Regions from separate parts of the Homo sapiens genome. Here region 1 is linked to region 2. A link is a loop called in an ENCODE intact Hi-C map of the cell type or tissue named here. Cell type or tissue: heart right ventricle. All regions are shown on one strand. Links, peaks and the distances in the headings refer to the core of each region. The heading gives the core; the rest is flanking DNA.

What was found. Peaks named below come from ENCODE experiments on the same cell type or tissue, not always from the same donor. Only the 100,000 strongest peaks of a DNase experiment are listed, where the experiment ranks them.
Region 1: a loop joins it to region 2, with 2.5 times the contacts of the local background. A loop is called at or near these places in 21 of 110 quality-filtered maps.

What each region holds. Positions count from the first base shown.
Region 1 is chr18:49,026,152-49,037,404 of GRCh38, reverse strand. It overlaps DYM-AS1 (DYM antisense RNA 1), which reads right to left. Exons shown (of 5, transcript NR_148999.1): 3 at 11,252-11,253. DYM (dymeclin) reads left to right here. Exons shown (of 18, transcript NM_001353214.3): 18 at 1-1,018. Among named protein-coding and RNA genes, the nearest start is that of DYM-AS1, 8.1 kb to the right of the region's middle. RefSeq lists a silencer at 7,476-7,624 and an enhancer at 11,137-11,253. In heart right ventricle, for the core only: no CTCF peak of the experiment used is centred there; a DNase peak (open chromatin) is centred at 5,654.
Region 2 is chr18:48,959,805-48,971,057 of GRCh38, reverse strand. LOC105372108 (a long non-coding RNA gene) reads left to right here and starts at 5,925. Exons shown (of 3, transcript XR_935456.2): 1 at 5,925-7,238; 2 at 7,878-8,042; 3 at 8,738-8,993. RefSeq lists enhancers at 7,670-8,463, 10,052-10,845, 10,846-11,253. In heart right ventricle, for the core only: no CTCF peak of the experiment used is centred there; no DNase peak of the experiment used is centred there.

The DNA.
Region 1 (11,253 bases), core at 1,477-9,476, 66 kb before region 2:
TCTATTGTTCATATATATATATACACACACATATATATTTAAATGTTTATGTTAGAAAAGAAGAAAGGTTAAAAATCAATTAAGCAATTACCTCAAAAATTTTAAAAACAGCACATGAAACCCAAAAATAAGCCAAATTACTGATATAGAACACAAATATACAATAAAGGGAATCAAAGTCAAAAGTTGGTTATTTAAAAGGATTAAGAGGACTCATTGGCTGGGCATGTTGGCTCACATGTGTAATCCCAGCACTTTGGGAGTCACCTGAGGTCAGGAGTTCAAGACCAGCCTGGCCAACATGATGAAACCCCGTCTCTACTAAAAATACAAAAATTAGCTGGGCGTGGTGGTGGGCATCTGTAGTCCCAGCTACGCAGGAGGCTGAGGCAAGAGAATTGCTTGAACCTGGGAGGTGGAGGGTTCAGTGGGCAGAGATTGTGCCACTGCACTCCAGCCTGGGCAACAGAGCGAGACTCCGTCCCAAAATAAATAAATAAAAGAATTCATAACCCCTTAAAAGACTGATCAAAGAAGGAAGGAGAAAGGGCAGGAGAGAGGAATAGCCAATATCAGAAAGGAAAACAGGTAAGTTACTTCAGATTATGCAGACATTTAAAATATTTAAGAGCCAGCCTGGATAACATGGTGAAACCCTCCTGTCTCTACACACACACACACACAAATTAGCTGAGCATGGTGGTGTGTGCCTGTAGTCCCAGCTACTGGAGAGGCTAAGGTAGGAGGATTACCTGAGCCCAGGAGGTAGAGGCTGCAGTGAGCTGTGGTCATGGCACCACACTCCAGCCTGGGCAATGGAGTGAGAGACCGTGTCTCAAAAATATGTATACATATTTAAGAGAATATTATGAATACCAATAAATTTTAAATCTAGTTGAAATGATCTTTATTGCAGTGATAGGTGTATACATATGTCTAATCAAATTGTACACTTTATTACATATGTGCAGTTTTATATATTAAGTATGCCTCATTAAAGTTGTTTTTAGATTTTGCATAAAATGAACAAATTCTTTAAAAAAAAAAAAAAACTCTCCAAAACTGACATGAAACGATCCTGAACATTGGAATCATCCTATATCTAGCGCATACATTGAGTCCATAATTACAATCTGCCACAGGAAATTTACAGACCAAGATGGCTTCAGTAGTGAATTTAACCAAACATTTAAGAGTGAAATAATGCCAGTTTTAGACAGTCTCCCAGAAAATAGAAAAACCTTCTAATTTGTTTTATGAAAACAGCTTAACCTTAGATATAAAGAATTTGCCAAGAACAATACAAGAAAGGAAAATTATAGGCCAGTCCTCATGGTATAGATGCAAACAGAAACTAGCAATCTACAAAAACAATGTGTAAAAATACATCATGATCAAATTGGATTTGTCATTCACAAATCAATTAGAGTTATTCAAAGAATACAGAAGGAAAAGTAAATGATCTCAATAAATGCAGGGGAAAATGTGATAAAATTCAGCAGTCAAGTGCTAGAAATGTTTAGCGAACTAGGAAAAACGGAAGCTATCTTAATCTTATAAATATTATTTTAAAACTACAGCAAACGCATCATACTTAAAATATCAAAAGCTTTCATTCTGAGATCAGAAGCAAAAAAAAGGATGTCTATTATCACTTCTATTCAAAATGTCGCTAGGTGATGCTATGCATGCCTAAGTATTTAGTGGGGAGTGTACTGGTACCTTAAATTACTTTGAAATGCATCATGAAAAGGGAAAAAAGGATGGCTTGATGGATAGATATATATGTGATAAAGCAGATATAGTAAACTTGGTAAAATCTAGAATGGTAGAATCCAGATGGTGGGTATACAAATGTACACTGTACAATATTCAATTTTGCTATACGTTGAGGAAACTATCACCTGAGTTCCTGGCCTAGTATGGCAAGATTTCCTTTTAAATTAATTGGGTAGGGTCAGAAGAAAATGAACTATCATTATTTGTAAATGACATGATTGAGGATATAGATAATTTAAAGAATTAGCCAATAAACTAGTAAAATTAACAAGGCTTCTGGACACAAGGTCACAGACAAAAATAACGTGTATTTCTGATGCTAGCAATAAACAATTAGACAATGAAATTGCAAAGGATATGAACAGATACTTCTCAAAAGAAGACATTTATGCAGCCAAAGACACATGAAAAAATGCTCATCATCACTGGCCATCAGAGAAATGCAAATCAAAACCACAATGAGATACCATCTCATACCAGTTAGAATGGCGATCATTAAAAAGTCAGGAAACAACAGGTGCTGGAGAGGGTGTGGAGAAATAGGAACACTTTTACACTGTTGGTGGGACTGTAAACTAGTTCAACCATTGTGGAAGACAGTGTGGTGATTCCTCAAGGATCTAGAACTAGAAATACCATTTGACCCAGCCATCCCATTACTGGGTATATACCCAAAGGATTATAAATCATGCTACTATAAAGACACATGAACATGTATGTTTATTGTGGCACTATTCACAATAGCAAAGACTTGGAACCAACCCAAATGTCCATCAATGATAGACTGGATTAAGAAAATGTGGCACATATACACCATGGAATACTATGCAGCCATAAAAAAGGATGAGTTCATGTCCTTTGTAGGGACATGGATGAAGCTAGAAACCATCATTCTGAGCAAACTATCCCAAGGACAGAAAACCAAACACCACATGTTCTCACTCATAGGTGGGAATTGAACAATGAGAACACTTGGTCACAGGGTCAGGAACATCACACACTGGGGCCTGTCGTGGGGTGGGGGGAGGGGGGAGGGATAGCATTAGGAGATATACCTAATGTAAATGATGAGTTAACGGGTGCAGCACACCAACATGTCACATGTATACATATGTAACAAATCTGCACGTTGTGCACATGTACCCTAGAACTTAAAGTATAATAAAAAAATAAATAATAAAACAAATACTCAGAGATCAATCTAAAATAAAGTGTGATTGAAACTAAAGATCTAAATAAGGGTTCCCTAAATAAGGGACCACTCCAGGGTCATTAGATTCATAAGTTGGAAGGCTCGATATCTCAGAATTGATCTACGGATTCAATGCAATCTCAATCCAAATCCCAGTATTTTGGGGGAATGGGAAAACTTGACAAATTGGTTTTGCCTAAAATCTACATGGAAATGCAAAACGCCTAGAATTGCACAGAAAACCTTGAAAAAGAATAAAGCCCATACTTACATTGCTAGATGTCTACAACTTACAGATGTACTCTAATTAAAACCTATAGGCCAGGTGCAGTGGCTCACACCTATAATCCCAGCACTTGAGAGGCTGAGGTGGGAGGATTGCTTGAGACCAGCCTGGGCAACATGGTGAAACTCTGTCTCTACAGAAAATTTTAAAAATTAGCCAAGTGTGGTGGTGCACACCTGTAGTCCCAGCAGCTGGAGAGGCTGAGGCAGAAGGATTGCTTGAGCCCAGAGGCAGAGGTTTCAGTGAGCTGAGACTGCACCACTGGACTCCAACCTAGGTGACAGAGCGAAATCCTATCTCAAAACGAAAACAAAGACTTACAAATTTACTCTAAGTTTAGTATTGTTATAAGGGTAGACAAAACATATTGATGAAATAGAACTTAAAGGTCCACATATATAAGGACAATTGATTTGACAAAAGGGACACTGCTGGGTAATGGGGAAATGATTTTTTTCCCCAATAAATGGCGTTGGCACAGTGAAGGGAAAATGAATCTTGACCCCTACTTCACTCTGTCTGCAAAATCAGTTCCCAGGGGACTATAGAGCTAAATGTGAAATGTTAAACCATAATATTCTAGAAGAAAGCATAGGAGACTATCTTCATGTCCTTTAGATAGAAAACAAAAAATACCAACCATAAAGAAAAGGTCAGATAAATCAGATTACGGTCAAATTAGGAACTTCTGTTTAACAAGAGACATCAATAAGAGAGTGAGAAGGTAAGCTACAGAGTGAAAGCAGATCTTTGTAATGTATAGAACCACAAAGGAGTCAAATAAAGACTATATAAAGGATTCAATGAGGAAAAATAAAATTGGCAAAAGACAGGCATTTCTCAAAAATGTTTTCAGTTCACCAATAACATAGAAAAGTGCTGAAATCAAGGAAAAATTCAAATTGAACCCACAATGAGATACCCCCTACTCACTCACCAGAATGGCTAAGTTAAAAAGGTCAACAACATCAAGTGTTTGTGAGGATGTGGAAGAACAGGAAATCTGATACCCTACATGTAGTCCATGTAGGACTATAAATTGATAGCACTTTGAAAAACTGTTTAGTAATATCTACCAAAGTTGAAGATACTCATCCCCTAAGACCTAGCAACAGGTTCAAGACTGTTGATAGTGCAATTATTCATAATACCTAAAAACTGGAAACACCAGGAATATCAACAGTAGAACGTGTAAATAAATAGCAATATATCTATGCAATGTAATACTATACAGCAGTGAAAAATAAATAACCAGCTGCATTCAGTTACACAGATGAAACTCAAATATTATAGCATCTAAAAGAAGACTGATACAAAAGAATACATACTGTATGAGCTCATTTACATACAGAAAACAAGGCCAAAATAAACCTATAGTTTGGGGATGTACACTTAAGTAGTAAAACTTTGAAGAAGGACAAGTACATGCCTAATGTGAAAGCCAGGATACGGGTTACTTTTGGGAAAACAGAAGCGACCGTGATTGGGAGAGGCATAGGAGGGACTCGGGAAGCTGGCAGCGTTCTATTTCCTCATGGCCAGTGGTCATGTAAGTGTTTCATTGGCAATAAATCAGTGAACTGTTCATTTTCATCTTATGTATTTTCTGTATGTTTATTAGATTTTACAATTAAAACTGTTAAAGCTAATCTAAAGCTAATTTGCATTTTAAACAAGACTGATAGAAATTTACCACAGAATAAGTTAGTCATTTCTCTTAAATGTTTCCTCACCCACTAAATTCTAGATGGGTCTTGCTAGAGGAACAGTATTGTAACTAGTCCTAAAACAATGAATGAAACAGAGAAGATCTGGCTTCTGGGAGGTTGAGTTGGTTGTTTTTCTTAAGTTCTCAAGCTTTCCTCTTGGATATTCGATTACTGTTAAATGAATTTCTACCGACTGATGCATGGAGCCCAGTGAAATGGCTGTTCATTGAAATGAATGCCAAAATCGCCCCTCCCCACAGACACTTACTGACACCCCACAGTAGGTGTCAGTAAGCCCTGATGAGCCCAGTCTCTACCCCCAGCCCCTTTCCCCCGCTCAGTGCTGTCGGGCCTCACACCTGAGCATGAGCAGGGCGACCCTCCGCACCCAGCCAGGAACACTGCCTGCCATGAGAAGGGCCCCCTCCCCCTAAGCATGGGGATTCCTGGTCTGTGTTCTTACCACTTCCTGAGGCAGAGGAGGGGCCTCCAACCCAAGACGGAATTTCTCTACACGTGTGGCAGCTGCTGTCTGGGCTTTGGGCCCCCAGCTCTGAGCCAAGGCCATGGAGAGACACTTAAATGTAAAGCCCTCGTGGCCACCCTGGGCTTTGGGGAAGCAACTCCACTCTTCACCCTACTCTGGCATTCACTGGCCGCGTGGCCTTGGCAAGTCCCCCACACTTCCTGACGTCACCGTCTTCCTTGTGAAACGGGACGTTTACATGAGACACTGTGTAAGGGGGTGACATCCTCATGACATTACAGTTCACGTTTCCATCTTCTCACATGCCTGTACTCATCTGGGCCCCGGCCCCACCCGTGATAGAGGAAAGACAGAGAAAGAGGCTGAGAAGTCACACCGCACCTCAGATCTCATCATTCTCCCACACCCCACCACTGTCCTCAAAATCCTTATTTTTTTGGAACATCGAGAAGCCCCTTGCACCCAGCTCCCACTATGTGGATGGGGACATGGATTGCTTCCTTGAAAATGTTGCTATTGCAGCTGATAGAGTGGGTCCACTGTCCCTGAAGGGGGCCCAGGAAGAGCTTGTCAGAGAAGAGACCTCCTCCCTGGCCTCCAGGGTCCTTCACTGCACTTGGGGAGATGAGACAGATTAGCGTGTGAGCCAGGGACGTAATTCAGCCAAACCATCACGGAGGCTTGGGGGTGGGCACCCATCCGTGATCATCTTCCATGACTCCAGAGCCTGAGTTTCAGTTCCATGTGCCAACTGTGAAAGCTCAGGCTGACACAGTCTCTTGGGGGCTCAGTTTCTACATCTTCCTATACCAAGGTGTGGTGGAACAAGGTTAGAGTCATCGAAAACAGGCCATTTGCTTCTTTGGGCAGGGTTACTAGAGGGTTAGGGCACCCGCCAATGGAGAGGTGGTGACCTAAGCAACAGTTCTCAAAGTGGGATCAGGAGACCTGGGGATCCCTAAGGTGCTTTCATCATCATCATCATCATCATCATCATCATCATCATCATCATCATCATGTTATTTGCCTTTTCTCTTTCATTCCTTCATGAATGTTCGGTGGAGTTTTCCAGAAGCTGCATGTGTGTGATATTGCAACAGATTGAATGTGGAAACTGATATGAGAATCCAGCTGTCTTCTATTAAGGCAGACACTAGAGATTTGCAAAAATGCAAAACGATGCCACTCTTTTCACAAATCTTTTTTTCTTTTGAAACATAGTATTCTTCATAAAAGTTATTTATGTTAGCATGTCATGGGTTTAGTATTGTTACTCTTTAGTGAGTTACTATTTTTAAATTTCTGTTTAATTTTTTAATAAATATGGACAGATATAACCCACATAAACAAAAGTTTTTAGGAGTCCTCAGTAGTTTTTAAGAATGCAAAGTTGTGCCAATCCCAGAGACTTTGAGAACTGATCTGAGGATGGTTTCTAGAGGGATGGTTCTGGTCTCTGCTTCTCAGCCCAGCCCTGTACAACAGTTTTATCAGCGTGTGGAGGAAGATATAGAAAGAATGTTCTCCACATCTGTGAATGATGAGGTGACGGGGCTACTCAATACAGCACATGATAGAGAGGATCCAGAGAGAGGAATGGGCTGAGTCCCAGGGATGAGATGTGGCAGGAACCATCGTGGAGCTCAGCCCTTGCATCTGGTGGTTTGGGTTTAGGAAAACGAGTCCCACTCGGTGGCTTCACTCAGGACAGTATTTAGGAGTTCCAGTTGTGTGTAGTGGCTGCCAAAAATGATGATGTGATTATTCCTCATTGGTAGATATAACGGGTACCCAGGACAGGGTGGTCACCATGCTGATGACAAATTCAGCTTTTGTCTATCTATAAATGCCTTTCTTTTATCTTCATTTTTGAAGATGTTTTCAAAATTCTAGGTTGGAGTCTTGCTCTGCACAGGCTCAGCTTAGCCAGTGACTTAAGAGGAATTACTGGCAAATTTGGGGCTCCTTCCTCTCTAGTATATTGTCCCTCTTCTTCCAGCCACACTGGCTACCCCAACCTGCACCCTCTGACTCGCAAGCCCAGGAAGACTGTGACTTTGCTTCGGCTCTATTTCCTGGGTCCTGGTGCACCGGAAGGGCCGTGGGGAAATGCAGGTGAAGGAGGATGTTACTTAATGATGTCTCCCTTTCCCTATCCAACATCCACGCACAGCCGCCTTCCCCTGCAGAGAGCACCACACACCCTCCCCAAAGAACAGGAGCCCGAAGACAGTTCCATGTTGTGACTGCACCGGCCTCATGTCTGGCTGTGGCCTTCCTTCCTACATACAGGAGGCAAGAGTTTGACCTAACCTTTTTCCACTGCATAACAAGAGACACCAGCTTTCTACCCATGCTGGGTGAATTCCCACCATCTACCACCAGCCATCTCCCGTAAGTGCATTTTAGGTGATGTTATTTGCAGTAAACATGTAATCTACTTGAGCTAATTTGGGGAAAAAAGCGTTTATTTCTGAATATTAGATAGCTGCCCAATTCCAGGGTGAGCCAGGGACCTAAGCTTGGATGACACCCAGCCAGGGTAAACTCCCAACTGCTCCCCAGGACTGAGAGGCAACGTGGCTGCTGCCCTGCCCAACACTCGGCATCCTGCCATGCAGCTAGAGACCAGTCGTGAGACTCTGCCCACAATGACCCCGGAGAAGCCAAGGGCCACTACTTTGCCTGCATGCCCACGTACTTGCCGTACCCAATGCTCACTCCACTTTCCAAGTCCCAGCTGGGTGGCCCTTCTTGGAGAAAGCTGGGCTGAATGCAGAACCCCAGCCTCAGAAGTGCCTGGAGAATGAAGCCTTTTGCTTTCCAGCCTCTACTGTCTGGAGAGCCCTCTCTATGTGGGGAGATTGTGTCTCGAAGACAGACCATGATGTGTGCACTTCAGCTTAGGCTATGGTTTGAGGCTTAAGTGAAATAGCATTCAAAGAATGGAGAATGTGGCTGGACCTGTAATTCCAGCACATTGGAAGGCCAAGACAGAAGGGTCACTTGAAGTCAGGAGTTTGAGACCAGGCTGGGCAACATAGTGAGACCCTGTCTCTACAAAAAAAAAAAAAAAAAATAGCCACATATGGTGGTGTGTGCTTGTGGTGCCAGCTACTCAGGAGGCTGAGGTGGGAGGATTCCTCGAGCCCAGGAGGTCAAGGCTGCAGTGAGCCATGACTGTGCCCTTGTATTCCAGCCTGGATGACAGAGCAAGACTATATTTTTTTAAATGGAGAATGTACCTTCTCAGGGAGCAGGGATTTATGTGTGATTTCTGCACATCTGCATCCCACACCTTGTAATCTACCTGATTACAAGAAATAATGGTTGAATAATGTGAGCATTTAGCACTGTGTCTAGAAATGGTAAGCCCTAAGGAAACCAGAGCTGGTGTCATCTCACAGGTTAGGAAGCCCCAGTGAGGGCGAAGACAGCAGCTCAGTGCCATCCTAAGGTCCTATGCTGTGTCCCTCTGTACTTGACACCCTCTGGCTGGCTTCCCTCATACTCACAAGAGGGCTGCCACAGCTCCTGGTGTTACATCAGAGCGTGATCTCATCTGGAGTACAGCTCAGGAGTGGGGCTCCTCTCCCAGAGGCCCCTTCACATTTCCATGCCCAGGCCTGTTTCCCACACCCATTCCTAAACCATTATTGGCAAGGACAGGAGTCCCCATCATGGCACCGAATCAGGGTCGGGGGCCAGCCCACTTAGCTGCGGAGAGGAGAGTGAGTCCCAGGATATTAATCAGGCTCTGATATGGTTGGGATGTTGGTCCCCTCCAAATCTCATGTTGAAATGTGATCCCCAATGTTGGAGGTGGGGCCTGGTGGCAGATATTGGATCATGGGGGCGGATCCCTCATGGGTGGCTTAGTGCCATTCCCTTGGGGATGAGTGAGTTCTTACTCAGTTAGATCTGGTCATTTAAGAGTCTGGGGCCTCCCCCTTGGCTCTCTTGCTCCCTCTCTCGCCACGTGATACACTGGCTCCCACTTCGCCTTCAGCCATGACAGTAAGCTTCTTTTGGCCTCACCAGAAGCTGAGCCGATGCTGGTGCCATGCTTCCTGTACAGCCTGCAGAACCATAAGCCAATCGAACCTCTATAAATTACCCAGCCTCAGGCATTCCTTTATAGCAACATGAAACAGACTAACACAGACTCTTTCAGGAAGAAGGACAGGGAACGCAGGGATGGGCAGGTGACCAACCATAGTTTGCCCACGGGCAGAGGAGAAGGTCATGGCCAGGTGTGTAGTGAGAATCCCCAACCAGAGCCCTCCCAAGTCCCGGCTCTCAGCCCTTCAGTCAGATGAAGCTGCTCCGGAGCCAAGGGACAGTTCCCAGGACAAAGTCCAGCTCTGCCCATGGTTGGCCAGGAGGCATGGAGAACAGACATGTCCATAGCCCTTCATGGCCTCCCCAGCCAGTCCTCAGCACCCACTACACACACACACACACACACACACACACACACACACACACACAGAGACTGCATGATGGAAGGCAACTTCTCCACCTCCCGGAGTCTGCTTAATAGGAAACAGGGTTTAGTGGAACAATTGATGGCAGCCCGAGACCTCAAACTGGAAACATCTGTCCTTGCCATAGCTCACCCTCCCCAATCCAGCCCCAGCCCAGCTCCTGAAGGGGCCCACCCGCCTGGCCTGGGGGACTCAAAAACCTTCCAGGGATAAGAGTGGAGTCCCCAGCCTGGGAGAGGTCTGCAGGCTCCCAGCTCTGGACCCCAGTGCCGACTCAGGGCTGATGGTCCCAAGGAAGCCCTGAGCTAGACTTTATTTACCCACCCCACTGGGGGCCAGGGCTGAGCAGAGAGATGTCTCAGGGGAGGGGTGTAGCCTTAGCCCCCCGCCCCAAGACCCTCACTCGTCCCCCTGCCTCTGCTCTGTCCGGACCACCCTTTCTGTCCCATCTCCCTGGTCAGTCACTGTCCCCCTTCAAGGCCAGACTCAGCAGCTGTCCTTGCAGCCAACCCAGCTGGTCAGATGCCCCTCCCTGGGCCCACAGTGTCCCGGTCGGGACCCTGACTCCACGATGTTAGGAAGCCCCTCGGGGCAGCGTCATGCCATGCGCTTCACACAGGAGCCCCATCGCCATGTTGGCATCTGTAAGGTCCCCAGGAACATCCGGACAGGAGAGGTGACCAGATGCTCCTGAGACCAAGGAGCTATGGCACAGGGTTGGGGCCACACTGAGTTCCAAACCACGGAAGCTGATACCCACACACTTGGCTCCCTCCTGGCCACTACTGCTGGGGCAGAGACCAGGGTGCTCCCCACCTCCCCACCTGGCTACCCTGGACAGAACCTGGCCCTGCAGCAGCTGCCTGGCTACCCAGGGGCACCTGTGTGCCTGGGCTGTCACTGGACTCTCTGAGCCTCAGTTTCCCCATCTGTACCTGGAATGCCAAGCCTGTAGAAGCAGGACTGTGGAGCACAAGATGACAGATGCAGAGTGCCCAGGAAGCAGGGGATGGAGAAATGGCAGGGGCTCAGTGGTGGCGACTGTCACTGCAGGCTGCCAGCAATATTGGTCCCGACCTGAATTCACCTGGATGACAACCTCATGGAGGGAATTTCCCTGGGTGTGTGTTGAAGAGATGCAAAGACCAGGCAGTGGGGCGGAGCAGCACCTAAGCCCCAAGAGCTCTGCCCAGAGCCTGGCATGGGGGGCCTTGTGGTGGGGCTGTCTGTCTTTTGGGTGAGTGTAGAGGGAGCAGAAGAAACTGCCTGGGGCCAGAGCCTGGGTCTTAGCCACCTCTGAGGAGGACTCACCT
Region 2 (11,253 bases), core at 1,416-9,415:
GGAGGCCAAGGCGGGTGGATCATTAGGTCAGGAGTTCAAGATCAGCCTGGCCAAGATGGTAAAACCCCGTCTCTACTAAAAATACAAAAAAAATTTGCCGGGCGTGGTGGTAGACACCTGTAATCCCAGATACTTGGGGTGCTGAGGCAGATAATTGCTTGAACCCAGGAGGCGGAGGTTGCAGTGAGCCGAGATCGCACCACTGCACTCCAGCCTAAGCGACAGAATGAGACTCTGTCTCAAAAATAAAAAATAAAAATAAAAATAAAAATTAATTAATTAATTAAGTTGATTTCTAGCATTAAAACTTTAGAGCTGGGAGAGACCAACACTCCTCTCTTCCCTCCCCCAACGCTCCCCCAGGCAAATAAATTTAGAGAGTTCAAACAGTTTACCTGGGGGCATGAGGCCATCAGCCTGGGGTCCTTGCTCCCTGTCTAAAACAAGGGCTGTCCCACTGGGCCTCTCTAGGGAGCAGTAAAACCCCTTTCTTTTTCTTTTTTCTTTTTTTTTTTTTTTTGAGACAGAGTCTCACTCTGACGCCCAGGCTGGAGTGCAGTGGCGTGATCTCGGCTCACTGCAAGCTCTGCCTCTCGGGTTCACGCCATTCTCCTGCCTCAGCTTCCCCAGCAGCTGGGACTACAGGCGCACACCGCCACACCCGGCTAATTTTTTGTATTTTTAGTAGAGATGGAGTTTCACCGTGTTAGCCAGGATGGTCTCAATCTCCTGACCTCAGGTGATCCGCCCGCCCCTACCTCCCAAAGTGCTGGGATTACAGGCGTGAGCCACCGCACCTGGCCCTGAAAGTTTTTACATTGTGAAAGAACACCTATTGTGATAGTATACATAAACATTTTTTCAATATTTCATTTTTGTAACTAAGGAAGAAAATGGCAACTCTTCGTTTGCCATTGTTGAGAGTTGACTAGGTTGCCAGCAACTTCTCCAGAGGTCTGGGGATGGGTGGGGTTGAGTCCAGCTGAGGGAGAAGGAATGAGGGTCACAGCCAAATTCCCCACACTCAGGAAACCCCATTGAGGGTTTTGGAGGAGTTTCTGTCCCGAAGAATTTTACCATAAAACCCACAAACCAGTGCTTTGAGAACTGGGTTCAACTCTAAGGGTATTTTTTTTATTTCAATTTTTTAAAAGTTTTTTTTTTAGAGCATTTTAAATTCACATGCATTTGTAAGAAATACTATGGAAATATCCTGTGTAACCTTCACCTAGATTCCCCCAAAGATGTTAATCTTGCACTAAGATTGTCTTGTCTTTTGTGTGAGCTGAGGGAAGATCACCTAACCAGAATCTCTTCTTGTAGAGTTAAGAAAACTCTTGTTAGAGTTGTGGTGGCTCATGCCTTTAATACCAACACTTTGGGAGGCCAAGGCAGGTGGATTGCTTGAGCCTAGGAGTTGGAGACCACCCTGAACAGCGTAGCAAGACCCCTGTCTCTACAAAAAACCACAACAATTAGCTGGGCATGGTGATGTGCGCCTGTAATCCCACGTACAGGCTGAGGTGGTTGGGTCACTTGAGCCTGGGAAGTCGAGGCTGCAGTAAGCCGTGATAGTGCCACTGCACTCTAGACTGTCTGACAGAGTGAGACCCGTCTCAAAAATTAGATAAAATAAAATATAAATAAAATGAAGGCCTGCATTGTCCAAGTGACTTTCTCAAGATCACACCTGGGAATGACAGGGTCTGGGCCTCTCTCTAGGTCCCTGTGGCTCCATCTATATGAGATTCCATTTTCTGTTCCCCAGGATCCCTGAGGTCAGGTCAAGTTGGCAAGTAGACATAGACATATTATACCCCCCGACAACCCTTTTTTCCAGTGGTCCAGCAACAAAGGTCCATTTTCCACTCATGCTCTGTGTCCACCCTGGGTTGCCTGGAGGGCTCTGCTCTGGTCATCTCCACTGAGGGACATCCCATCTCTAGGTGGGCACGATTGCCAGTGGCAGGCTAGAAGAGCAGGGCAATAGTGTGTGGCTCTGCCACTCACATTTCACTGGCTAAACCAAGACGCATTGCTACCCTCACTCCAAGGGGGGCCGGGCCGGGGATATGCAGTTCTACCTTTCACCTGGGAATGGAAACGGAAATATCTGTTAAGCAGCACTAATGAACATTCCGATATCCTACATCTATCAGGAGAGATGGGATGCTTTGAGTCAGTCACTGGCAAGCTTCTTTATTTGCATGATAAGAGGGCTTCTTTCTGATTTCGGCTTTTCTGTTGTGCTGCCTTTTTTTTTGGCAGGCTCCCAGAGTGAATGGGCATTGGTCAGTGGGGCTTGCGGCCCTATCTCCCCAGGGAGGGAGAAGATCTGGGGAGGCATGCCCCCATCCCCAAGCCAATGAGCTCCGGAAGCTCCTCCTGGAAAAGCTAATTATTGAGGTAGGAAAGAAGGAAGGAAGGGACTGTCATTAAAAACACAAGGGAGAGAATGGTTCTTGTATATTGTGATGCTGATTAGACTCCTTCCTCCCTCCGTCCCTTCTTTCCCCCTCCTTCCTTCCTTCCTTCCTTTTTTCCTCCCTCCCTCCCTCCCTCTTCCCTTCCCTTCCTTCGTTCCTTCCTTCCTCATTTCCTCCCTCCCTCCTTCCCTTCCCTCTCCCTTCCCTTCCCTTCCCTTCCTCATTCATAGCTAGAACATTCCAGACCCAAACACTGCAGTCTGGGTGGCAATTTTTAACAGAAATGTAGACCAATTGAGGCTCCCAAAGGAGGGTGACCATGAGCTGGACGTCCTGTCCTGGGATGATCACCTGACAGAAGAGAGAATGTTCAGTTGATAGGAGAGAGGGTGAAGGAGGATGCAGGAAGGTGTTCAAGGAGGGCTGGCAGGTGGAATTAGATTACATTTGTTATGCAGCTGCTGAAGGTAAGAGTAGGATCAATAGGTAGACATTAGGACAGGCACAGTGGCTCATGCCTGTAATCCCAGCACTTTGGGAACAGGAGACAGGAGGATGACTTGAGGCCAGTTCAAAACTAGCTTGAGCAACATAGGGAGGCACCGTCCCTGCAAAAAATTTTTAGAAAATTAGCCAGGTGTGGTGGTGCACACTTGTACTCCTAGCTACTTGGGAGGCTGAGGTGTGTAGGATTGCTTGAGCCCTGGAGGAAGAGGCTGCAGTGTCATCACTGCACTCCAGCTTGGGCAACAGAGCCAGACCCTGTCTCAAAGAAAAAAAAAAATAGCTGGAAGTTATAAGCGGTAAATTTCAACTCAGATTGGAGTCAGCCTTTTAACTAGAAAGTTCAGCAAGGAAGAATGGGTTTCCTTGAAAGCAGGGAACTCACAGTTCCTGAAAGTCTTCAGACAGGTTGAATGACCTTTCTTATCGATTATTTCTAATGTTATTCCCAACTCTGAGTCCACAATTCCCAAGAAAAGAGACTCTACAGAATCTCTTATTTCAGGATCTAAAATTTCATCTTTAAATGAGGTCATCTACCTTCTAGCCTAAGAGTTGTTTTTTTCCATGTACAGCTAAATTTTATTAATAATAATATTGATTTTTTTTTGAGACAGAGTTTTGCTCTTGTCACCCAGGCTGGAGTGCAATGGCACAATCTTGGCTTACTGCAACCTCCGCCTCCTGGGTTCAAGTGATTCTCCTGCCTCAGCCTCCCGAGTAGCTGAGATTACAGGCGTCCACCACCACGCCCAGCTAATTTTTTTTTTTTTTTTAAGACGGAGTCTTGCTCTGTCGCCCAGGCTGGAGTGCAGTGGTGCAATCTCGGCTCACTGCAAGCCCTGCCTTCCGGGTTCATGCCATTCTCCTGCCTCAGCCTCCCGAGTAGCTGGGATTACAGGTGCCCGCCACCAAGCCTGGCTAATTTTTTATGTATTTCTTTTTAGTAGAGACAGGGTTTCACTGTGTTAGCCAGGATGGTCTCAATCTCCTGACCTTGTGATCCGCCCACCTTGGCCTCCCAAAGTGCTGGGGTGACAGGCGTGAGCCACCACACCTGGCCTAATTTTTGTATTTTTAGTAGAGACGGGGTTTCACCATGTTGGCCAGGCTGGTTTTGAACTCCTAACTTCAGGTGATCCACCTGCCTCGGCCTCCCAAATGGCTGGGATTACAGGTGCAAGCCACAGCGCCCAGCTGATGGTTGTTATTTTTACAGCTAACACTTATAGAACACTACTATGTGTCAGGTACTTTTCTGAGAACTTTTATGTATTTTAATACAATTATTAATTTAATTCTCAGAACAACCCTACAACGAAAGTGCTATTATTATCCCCCCATTTTACAGATGTGAATATTGAGTCATAATGAGTGTAAGGGGCAGAGCCAATGTTTGAATTGGGGTAGCCTAGTTCTAGAGTTTAGAGTTTGTGCTTCTAACCACTGCCTTTCTTGATGCCTCTTTTGGTGGTACCCAGTGAGGTTTAGTGATGTGTCCAAGGTCACAAGGTTAGTTGAGTGATGACACTTGGTGTGGATGGAACCTCATCTGCTGGCTACCCAATGTGGTCAGTATCAAAGACTTTTATCACCTGTGACCCAAAGTGCTGGTATTACAGTTGTGAGCCACCTAATCTTCTGTTCTTGTCCTTTGAGCAGATATCTAGATGGATTACTGGGTCAGAGAATTGGAACGTTTTTAAAAATTGTGGTAAAATGCATATAATTTACCATTTTATGCTTGAACCTGGGAGGCAAATGTTGCAGTCAGCCAATATCGCGCTATTGCACTCCAGCCTGGGTGACAGAGCCAGACTCTGCCTCGAAAAAAAAAAGAAAGAATTTACCATTTTAGCCATCTTAAAGCATATAGTTCAGTGGTATTAGGTATATTCACATTGCTGTGCAAACATCACTACTATCCATCTCTAGAACTTTTTCATCTTCCATAATTGAAACTCCATATCCACTAAACAATAATTCCCTGTCCTCTCTGCCCGGCCCCTGGTAACCTTGATTCTACTTTTTTTTTTTTGAGACGGAGTCTCGCCCTGTTGCCCAGGCTGGAGTGCAGTGGTGCGATCTCGGCTCACCGCAAGCTCCGCCTCCCGGGTTCACGCCATTCTCCTGCCTCAGCCTCCCGAGTAGCTAGGACTACAGGCGCCCGCCACCACGCCCGGCTAATTTTTTTGTATTTTTAGTAGAGACGGGGTTTTGCCATGTTGGCCAGGATGGTCTTGATCTCCTGACCTCGTGATCCGCCCGCCTTGGCCTCCCAAAGTGCTGGGATTACAGGCATGAGCTACCGTGCCCGGCTGATTCTACTTTCTATACTCTGAATTTGACTACCTCATATAAGTAGAATTATGCAGTATTTGTCCTTTTGTGACTGGCTTATTTCACTTAGTATGTCTTCAAGGTTTATCCGTACTGAAGCATGTGTCAGAATTTCTTTCTTTTTTAAGGTTGAATAATATTCCATCATATATATGTGTATATGTGTGTGTGTGTGTGTGTGTGTGTGTGTGTGTGTGTGTGTGTAGTGGACTATTATAGATGGAAACTATATATATGTATAATTTACCACATTTTGTGTATCCACAGGAACATTTTTAAGGCTCTTGATTCAAATCGTCTGCTGCTGTCCAGAAAGATGACACCAACTTACACATCCGATAAGAATGGATGAAATTAAAATTCTGGGCCGGACGCGGTGGCTCACGCCTGTAATCCCAGCACTTTGGGAGGCCAAGGCGGGCGGATCACGAGGTCAGGAGATCGAGACCATCCTGGCTAATGCGGTGAAACCCCGTCTCTACTAAAAATACAAAAAATTAGATGGGCATGGTGGCGGGCGCCTGTAGTCCCAGCTACTTGGGAGGCTGAGGCAGGAGAATGGCATGAACCCGGGAGGCGGAGCTTGCAGTGAGCCGAGATTGTGCCACTGCACTCCAGCCTGGGTGACAGAGCGAGACTTGGTCTCAAAAAAAAAAAAAAAGAAAAGAAAAGAAAAGAAATTAAAATTCTGAAGTTTGCATACCTAACTGTTCACTTACGGTATCTCACAGTCTAATTAATTCATAGCCACATGCATAGAGTTTATTGCATTTGCAACTATGCAGCATCAAATTGTTGCAAAGGGACCTCTGGAAAGGACTGTCCTTCCTCCCAATGTGTATGTGTGTATGTACATGTAATACATGTACATATAATGAAGATTACATACATGTATAATTGTATTATATACATATATAATTGTATACGTATATAATACATTTATATAATCTTCAATTATATGTATATGTATTATATATACATACATACACATTGGGAAGGATATATATATAATTGAAGATACAGAATTGAAGATGAGTATATTTAATATTTATCAAAGGGTAAAGGCGCTCATCCGCAGTTTGGATCAGAGCCTCAAAATCTAAATTCATGCCACGAATAGCGTTTTTCAGATGTTGACTTCCTAGGATCCTATTCTTTTAAACCTGATTCAATTTTTGTGCCTATCAAGACAGACACCAAAGATTTTATTTAGGAGGAAATATGTGGTATTCTTTTTAAACTTTTCCAGAGACATCACTTATGTGATCTTACTTGGTTTCTACAACATTCCCAGCCCCAGGAGGCAGGCAGAGTGATATTGCCAATCACATTTTTGTAGACACAGGCTCAGAGAAGTGACATTACCTGCTAGATGTCACACAGCCCATCTGGGACCCCAGGGCTCAAGCCCCTGCCCTCTGGCCCTGAGTCCTGCCTCTGTCTGTGGACTCCCAGCTCTTGCTGTTGCTAGAGTGTGCTGCTCCTTTACTTGGCATGTCCACATTCCTGGGTTGTCCAGGAACGCACATTCTTGGAGAGGAAGGGGAATAGATATTTTAGCCACATACAACACTCTGAGCTTGCCAGGCACCTAATAGGGACACTCAATAAATATTAATTAAAGAATGCAGCCACATTGGCTTATGTGCTGGCCAGATCCTTTAAAGTGTCAAGAATATTCCTTGAGAGACTGAGTGTTAGGCTGGAAGGCTGTGTGGAGGCGGAGAGGACAGAAAAGTCCTGGAGTAATGGAGTGCATTCTCTTGGAAGATGAAAATATCCACCCGCCCCAGGGGGCCCCTATCTGTCACTGTCACCAGGAGAGAAGGAGGAAGGGAACATATGTCTGTTGAGTGCCTCTGGGACCTGTATTTTTCTTGCTGGGGTGGGATTTATTCCGCTTCTCCCGTACTCCTGCATCTCCAAGGCCAGTGGAGGACACCAGGGGACAGCTGGCTGAGATCAAGGGTGAGTGCGATTGGTGGGGTGTGGAGTGGGGTGGGCGGGAGATGGAATGGGTGTGCCCACCCTCTCCTAGCGTCATGAGGGATTTACTGCTCATTGAGTAGGTGTTCCTTAGTGTCTCTGGCTTGACAGCAGAAGTCTACTTGGATAGGCAGTTCTGGGCACGCACAGCCAACTGTCGGGGCCTCTCCCCTAGTCTGAGTGTTCATGCTCACAGAGCTGGTGTCCCCTGGAATCCAGGGACTCGGAAGAGGGGAAAACTAAGCTGGAAGTGGAGAGTGAGGCAGAGGCCTGGGTAGGGAACCCTTGGGGAGCTCCCCCCAGCCTGAGGGCTGCTACCCAGTAGACCAATGTGCCAGGAGGAGGAAGGATGTGGGGGCAAATGGGGATCTCCCATTCCACCCAGAGCCTGTGACTACCCTCTCTTTGCACTGGGAGGTATTGCATGCAGAAAGCATAAGCAAGGCAAGTGAGGCTCCTCTGGGAAAGCCAGAACCTAGACATTGATCAGGCTCCTGGGGCTTTTTCAAATGAGCTCATCCCTGCTTTCCTAGGCCTCTTTTGGCATTGAATGGTATTTCCCTTTGGTTCTTTCAAAAGCAAGATGTGTTTGTGTAATTTTAAACAAGTGATCAATTTCAGATTAACGTCAAGGAATTTCTTCATCGTCTCCATCATCAAATTCTACTTAACATGCTCTGCCCATTCCAAGAAAAAAAGAGGAATGAATGTGAACTCTTTTTGTACATACAGCCATTTACTCAAAAAATGCAGCCGGCAGAGATTCCACAGCTGGGAAGCTGACTGGTAAGCACCCTGTGTAAGTGAACGCGCTCAGTGGGATGGAAGGAAGAGTACTGAGGGGACGCGGGAGGGAGGGAGAGGGCTCCAGGTCACTCAGGGTTTTGTATGGCCAGGAAGGGAATTTGTCTTTGATCCAAGGGCGTGCAGAAGCCCCGCTGGGTGGTTGTGCACTCAAATCAGCACTGAGCCCGACCGCCTGGCAGGGGAGAGGGACTGGGTGGGTCTGAGGACTCAAATCAGCACTGAGCCCGACCACCTGGCAGGGGAGAGGGACTGGGTGGGTCTGAGGAAGACAGCAGAGGCTAAGGTGTGGACCAGTCCCGGACAGATGCTGGGTGGTTGTGGTGGGTGAGACTGGAGAAAAGCAGATAAGTGGAGAGGCATTTTGGAGATAAAATGGATAGGCTTTGGGGCTGGTAGGATAAGGGGTAAGGGAGAGGTTTGTTGTCCTTGGTTTCTGGTTGTGATCACTGGATGGTGAGGAGTGAGCTTTCTGAGCGTGGAGCTCTGGAGGAAAAGCCTGTTTGGGAGTGTTAGAGGAGTTTGAACCAGAGCAACTCCATCTTGAATAGGGGCTGGGTAAAATGAGGCTGAGACCTACTGGCTGCATTCCCAGAGGGTTAAGGCATTCTAAGTCACAGGATGAGATAGGAGGTCGGCACAAGATACAGGTCAAAAATACCTTGCTGATAAAACAGGTTGCAGTAGAGAAGCTGGCCAAAATCCACCAAGATGGCGACAAGAGTGACCTCTGGTCATCCTCACTGTTACACTCCCACCAGCGCCATGACAGTTTGCAGATTCCAGGTAATGTCAGGAAATTACCCTATATGGTCTAAAAAAAGGGGACACATGAATAATCCACGCCTTGTTTAGCATGTCATTAAGAAATAACCATAAAAATGGGCAACCAGCAGCCCTTGGGGCTGCTCTGTCTATGGAGTAGCTGTTCTTTTATTCCTTTACTTACTTTTTTTTTTTTTTTTTTTTGAGATGGAGTCTTGCTCTGTCACCCAGGCTGGAGTGCAGTGGCGCGATCTCAGCTCACTGCAACCTCTGCCACCCAGGTTCAAGCGATTCTCCTGCCTCAGCCTCCCGAGTAGCTGGGACTGCAGGCGTGTGCCACCATGCCCGCCTAGTTTTTCATTTTCTTTTTAGTAGAGACAGGGTGTCACCGTGTTAGCTAGGATGGTCTCCATCTCCTGACCTGGTGATCCGCCCGCCTCCGCCTCCCAAAGTGCTGGGATAACAGACGTGAGTCATCGTGCCCTGCCATTTCTTTACTTTCTTAATAAACTTGCTTTCACTTTGCACTGTGGACTTGCCCTGAATTCTTTCTTATGCGAGATCCAAAGAACTCTCTCTTGTGGTCTGGCTCGGGACCACTTTCTTGTAACAGGAGGAAGATGGCCTATCTGGGACCTAATGAGCTCAGGGTGCCTTTGAGATATTGACCAGGCAAGTGGGACTGGAGAGCAAAGCAGAGACCTAATTTTTTTTTTTTTTTTTTGAGATGGAGTCTCACTCTGTCACCCAGGCTGGAGTGCAGTGGCGCGATCTCGGCTCACTGCAACCTCCGCCTCCCAGGTTCAAGCGATTCTCCTGCCTCAGCCTCCCAAGTAGCTGGGACTACAGGCACGTGCTACCACACCCAGCTAATTTGTTGTATTTTTAGTAGAGATGGCGTTTCACCATGTTGGCCAGGATGGTCTCGATCTCCTGACCCTGTGATGCTCCTGCCTCGGCCTCCCAAAGTGCTGGGATTACAGGCGTGAGCCATCGCGCCGAGCCGAGGCCTGTTCATGTTCTGCCTCTTTGGCTGTAATGGTGGCTGCCTATGAGAGGCATGGGTGGCTGGCAGCCCAGGTAGAAGGAAGCCTTATCTTTTTCTTCCTCCCCTTTTGTATTCTTGGAATTGTGTACCATTGTGCATGCATTGCCTATTCAAAAATCAATAAAATAGAAAAAGCAAAGAAAAAGTACCAAATAAGATGGACTGAAGATGGAGACTCTCTGGGCTATGTAACGTTTATAATCCCTTCTGGCTTGAACCTCATTTTACTGCATTTCTCCAGATTTTTCCTTTATGGTCTACCAGACTCTAACAATGCTAAATAACATCATCTTCCCCCAACTTTGAAAGCCTTCAAAAGAAATGTTTATGGGATAGAGGGGGATCAAAACTAAATTGGGCACAGCAGAATCCTGCCCACTGGGTAACTCCTCTCCATGAAAATGAATCCCTCTTCACTTCCTCCTTGTATCTCATAATTACCAGGGGAGATATCTCCAGGACACAGGAAAATATGTATGACTCATAGTAGTACTAGAAAAGAACTAAAAACACTTACATTGTTTCCTCACTTATCCCTCTCTTATTCCAACAGGGAAAAGATTTCCCTAGGTTTATTTGTTTGTTTTTAAACTCAGACGCTAGCCTTACCTCTTTGACAGAGTTCTAACTGGTCCTTATAAAACCCACACAAGGGGCCGGGCATGGTGGCTCATGGCTGTAATCCCATCACTTTGGGAGACCGAGGCGGGCGGATCACTTGAGGTCACTTGAGGTTCGAGACCAACTTGACCAGCATGGTGAAACCCCGTTTCTACTAAAAATACAAAAATTAGCCAAGTGTGGTGGTGCACACTGTAATCCCAGCCACTCAGGAGGCTGAGGCAGGAGAATCGCTTGAATCTGGGAGGCGGAGGTTGCGGTGAGTCACGATCCTGCCACAGCACTCCAGCCTGCGTGACAGAGCGAGACTCTGTCTCAAAAAACTGAAAACAAAAAACCCCCACACAAACAAAATCCCAGCCACTAGAAAAAGTAGCTTCCTTCTTCATTACCCTATCACTTGGACAATTATCTCCTCTAAAAATTCATTTCCTAGGCACGGAAGATTAGGCAAAATGTGCTTATTGGGCAGCTAGGACCTCAGAATCCATGATAATATGATAATTAGCATCTGTATACCACTTGGTTTACATAGCACTGGGGCTCTTGTGGTGTGAACGTCTCCTCCCAGCAACCCCACCGTGAGGACTTTGTTCTTGGAGCCTCACGCTGAGTCTGGCACACAGAAGACACAAGACATTGTTAATTCAGTGTTTGTTGTATGAGGAAGGTAGACAGACTGGAAACAGACTTCCCTAAGGTCTTATAGCTAGCAATGGCAGAAAAGTCTATTGAATCCTAAAGCCGAGCTGAGGGCCT